Linked DNA regions of Mus musculus: region 2 is linked to region 1. Evidence: chromatin loops called from intact Hi-C (ENCODE). Cell type or tissue: left cerebral cortex. All regions are shown on one strand.

Region 1 (2,500 bases):
AACAGGACATCAAATTGGAGGGATGGGGTTGCCATTCCAGAGTCAAAACCTCTGACCCAGAACTGTCTCTGCAGGAACAAAAATGGAGAAGAGACTGAGGGAAAGGAGGTCCAGTGACTGGCCCAATTTGGGACTCATCTCAAGGGAAGTCTCCAAGGTCTGACACTATTACTGATGCTATGGTGTGCTTACACACAGGAGCCCTGTTGTGGCTGCACTCTGAGAGGCCCATCAAGCAGATGACTGAGACAGAAGAAGACACTTACACACAACCAATGTTCTGAAGTCAGGGACCCCTATGGTTGAGTTAGGGAAATGCTGGAAGAAGTTAAGGAGGAGAGCAGCCCTGTAGAAAGACCAGCAGTCTCAACAAACCTGGATCCCTGAGATCTCTTAGACCCTGAACCAACAACCAGGCCACATACACTAGCTAGTCTAAGGTCCCTGACACATATACAACAGAGAACTGCCTGGTCTTGCCTCAGTGAGAGAAGACTCGTCTAACCCTCAAGAGACTTGAGGCCCCAGGGTTTGGGGAGGTCTGGTGGGTGGGAGGTGGGGACATCCTCTTTGAGAAGGGGTTGGAGGAGGAGGTATGGCATGAGGAACTGTCAGAGTGATGACCAGGAGGAGGGTAAGGACTGGACTGTAAAAATAGATTAAAGATAGTTAAAAAAAAAAAAAAACAGAATCACAAGTCTACACTTTTATATAGAAACAGTAATTTCTACTTTGACTCCTCAGAGTACACATCCACTCATGTATGATGGCTGAGGTGGGTGGGGAGGAAATGTCAGAAGCAAATGTTTCTGCCTCTAAGTCAATTGGGGGAAGTCCTGGCACAATCAACCACTCCGATATCTACAAAGGTGAACGAATGTCCTGTGAAAACAGGCAAGCAAAGCTCCTCCTGAAATAAATCATCTGACATCTGATCCTTTCCATTGTCTGGTTAGTACATCTTTTTACTCTATTAAAGGTCGAGGAGCAAGTTTTTTTTTTTTTTAAAGAAAAGACTTATGTTTTGTTTGCTAATATTTTATGATTAATAACATAAAAGCATGGTTTAAAATATGATGAGGAGATGATATTTATAATCCTTATTTTGTAACTTATATATTTGAGTCTTTAAAGTCTGATGTGCACTCTCTACAATAGCCTGTCCTTGGGGATTATAGGAAATGCCAACCTAGTATGAGATATTGAGAGCCAAACACCATTATTATTATTATTATTTAAATTTTTTTACACTATAGTCATTATCCCTCTCTTGGTTCATCCTTCTACACTTCCTCATTCCATTTCTCCTTCCCCATCTCCAAAGGATGTCCCCACCCCACTCCCACCCCACCTCCCCACTCCCTGGGGCTCAAGTCTCTTGAGGGTTGGGTGCATCTTCTCTCACTGAGGCCAGACCATACAGTCTTCTGCTCTATATGTTTTGGGGACTTCATATCAGCTAGTGTATGCTGCTTGGTTGGTGGCTCAGTGTCTGAGAGATCTCAGGGGTCCAGAGTTGTTGAAACTGCTGGTCTTCCTATGGGGTCACCTTCCTCTTCAACTTCTTCTAGCCTTTCTCTAATTCAACCACAGGTGTCCCTGACTTCAGACTATGGTTGGATGTAAGTACCTGGTTCTGTCTCAGTCATCTGCTTGTTGAGCCTCTCAGAAGGCCGCTATGCTAGGCTCCTGTCTGTAAGTACACCATAGCATCAGTAATAGTGTCAGACCTTGGAGACTTCCCTTGAGATGAGTCCCAATTTGGGCCAGTCACTAGACCTCCTTTCCCTTAGTCTCTTCTCCATTTTGTCTCTGCAGCTCTTTTAGACAGGAACAATTCTGGGTTAGAGTTTTTGACTGTGGGATGGTAACCTCATCTCTCCACTTGATGTCCTGTCTTTCCTCTGCAGGTGGACTCTACAAGTCCCTCTCCCCACTGTTGAACATTTCATCTAAGGTCCCTCCCTCTGAGTCCTCAGGGTTTCTCACCTCCTAGACCTCTGGCACATTCTAGAGGGTACCTGCCCACCTCATACCTCCCAAGGTTGGTTGTTTCCATTCTTTCTACTGGCCCTCTGATTCTGGCCCCCCCCCCACCTGATCATGTTTCTCTTTTCCCCTCCATTGTCCCCTCTCCCATTTACATCCCTCACTCCCTCTGCCTGCTGTGATTGATTTCTTCTCTGTGCTAAGTGGGATTCAGGTATACTCACTTGGGCCCTTCAGTGTGTTAAATGTCTTGAGTTCTGTAGATTGTATCCTGGGTATTCGGTTTTGTTTTTGTTTTTGTGTTTTTTGGTTTTTTTGGTTTTTTGTTTGTTTGTTGTTTGTTTGTTTGTTTGTTTGTATCCACTTATTAGTGAGTACATGCCATGCATGTCCTTTTGGATCTGAGTTACCTCACTTGGGATGATATTTTATTTATTGATTTATTTATTTATTTGTCATTCTTTCTTTCTTTTCTTGTGATACTCAGGAGTTTAATGAAATTAGTTTGGTT
Region 2 (2,500 bases), 100 kb before region 1:
CTAAGACACAAAGTCTGAGTTTACATTTCACCTAGAAGAATCTTTCTGTTAAAACTTTTAGCAAAGAAAAAATAAAGTGGCTAAGTCCTGACACGAGGTTGGATATTGTGATACAACAATGTGGAGAATTCAGAAGAAAAGTCAAGAATGGTTGTGTGAATCAAATCTACATTGATGTTTACTGATCATGTCCAGGATCATGACACTAAACATTTGATTGACACAATATTTATTGACTGATTGATCAGAGTGTGTATTCTCACTATATCCAGATTTTGAATATTCAAGAAAGGAAGTTCACAATGAGTTATTTCTCAGGCAGAGACAAGTTTAAAATATAACATGCTTGGATATCTGTCACAAAGTCAAAACAAAACAAATCAACCAACAAACAAAACAAAAACAAAGGCAAAACAAAACAAAACAAAACAACCCCAAACCAAGATCTCAGTAAACTTGACAGTAGTTATGACCACATTTGCTTTATCCTTACTCAAAAGAGAAACATCGAACTCTAGAGTGCAATTAGCACATTTCTAAATCTTTGTCCCTAGCTTGTTGCTACATGTGACTATTACTTTCTACTTATCATGCTGCATCCTCACCAAACCACTCACACTTTCCTGCAAAGTTTTGTTTCTCATAAAAGGCAGATCTACTTTCAGTACTAAAAGAGAATTGAAGAAAAGAATAAACAGCAGAGAAGGAAATGTGCAAAATGTGCCGGGCCACAAGAGGTCAGGGCATTTATCCACGCAGTAGAGGTGAATCTTGTAGCAGAGGAAGGTAAGAGGCACACAGAGATCTGCAGCAGATGTATAATAGACAGCCCAGAAAGATGGCTCAGAGGTAAAGGTGATTGCCATGACAACCTGAGTTGGAGCCTCAGGATACATAGGTGGCTAGCTGGGCTGTACAGCTTCAGAAATAAAAAGAAGACATCCTACCTCCAACATGGTGGGAGCAGAGAGCTAACTCCAACAATTCTTTGAGCTCTACAGGCACACACATCCAAAATGAAATAAATAAACTTATTTTTTAAAGTATAGTCATTCTGAAATCCCCTCTAGGAGAGATTTTGATGATATTTCATATAGGCTTATATATTTTTAAAGTCACAACAAGCGATAATCAACAAAAATAATAAGGCAAACCAATACAACATAGCATCATCAGCAAAGACCAGCATCAACAAAGTCCAACAAAGAATGACAAGACAAACCAATACCACACAGTATTGTCCACTGTCTGTTGGGTTATATTTAAACCCTTTTCAAACATCATGTGTTCTCTCACGCATCCACTCTAGCAGAACGTCATATGCCCATTTTTAAAAATAGCTTTCAAAAAAACACCACGTGTCTGTTCTCAACAAAACATTCTCTCATGTGTCTGCTTCAACAAAAAAATCCTCTCATATGACAGTTTTTTTTTAATCACATGACACAACGGAGTCTCCAAAAAGCCCCCAAATTTTCAGCTTCATGTGTCTGTAGGGATAATCTGAAAGAGATGAAATTCACATTTTTATTTTAACAAGAGCTTTAAATTGGAAATAATGGTAGAGGCAAATTAGGAAACCTTTGAAGTCATCAAAATAATGAGCACGAAATATGTAAGAATTGAAGAGTTTAAACTGATGTGTAGGGATAGACTTGTGGATAGTGGATTAATTAATTTCATTCCTTTCTAGGTTCGAAGCAGCCTAGGCTTGAACATTACCAGCTCCGTGTTTGCCTTCTCGGGGATCGTAATCAGCTCACTGAGCCCAGGCATTTATTCTTTCCATGTATATTACTGTACATATAGAGGTTCATCAGAAGGCTGTCACATGACCTTGTCCATTTTAATGGTGCGTAGTTTCTTTTTTCATGGAGTTATGGTTGAAGCACACTGTGCAAACTGACTCGGAGGAAGCCAGGAGTAACGTGCCTCAGGAGTGGATGCTTGAGAGAACACACGGTGTTTGAAAAGGACTTAAATATAACCCAACAGAGAGTGGACAATACTGTGTGGTGATTCTAGAATCGCCTTGAGAAGTTAGAAACCATCAAGAAATAGATTAATCGTTTATTTAGGAATGAGAGTCACATCTTACATCCACACTCCTGTGTACAATGAGATCAAAAAGAGAAAAATTCAGGTAAATATAGGAAATCAACATCCTTATTCCTTATGCAGAATAAACAGCATTGCCTTTATTTTATTTATTTATTTATTTATTTATTTATTTATTTATTGGTTAAGTTAAAGTCTTGAGCCCCATTTATTTACACCAAAACAATTGCATAAGGGACACTGATAACTAATTTCCTCCTTGAACATTTAAAAAGTCTTTATGGTAAGCAATTCAATCTCCAGCCACCCAGTTAAAATGAGATACAAATGTTTAGTGGGTGAAACAGTTTTCCAAAGCCACTAAGAAACTGGCAAAGATACATTCTGGAGTTTCCTGCCTATAACTCACCTCTTTTATGTATTTATTCTGATTAAGAATCTA

Evidence for each region. Peaks named below come from ENCODE experiments on the same cell type or tissue, not always from the same donor. Only the 100,000 strongest peaks of a DNase experiment are listed, where the experiment ranks them.
Region 2: it touches region 1 in a loop (2.1-fold over the local background); 3 of 42 quality-filtered maps call a loop at or near these places.

The regions. Positions count from the first base shown.
Region 1 is chr19:11,491,185-11,493,684 of GRCm38, forward strand. Gm8369 (predicted gene 8369) reads left to right here and starts at 854. Exons shown (of 5, transcript NM_001164202.1): 1 at 854-951. In left cerebral cortex, no CTCF peak of the experiment used is centred here; no DNase peak of the experiment used is centred here.
Region 2 is chr19:11,386,538-11,389,037 of GRCm38, forward strand. It overlaps Ms4a4a (membrane-spanning 4-domains, subfamily A, member 4A), which reads left to right. Exons shown (of 7, transcript NM_001310331.1): 5 at 1,694-1,852. Among named protein-coding and RNA genes, the nearest start is that of Ms4a4a, 12 kb to the left of the region's middle. In left cerebral cortex, no CTCF peak of the experiment used is centred here; no DNase peak of the experiment used is centred here.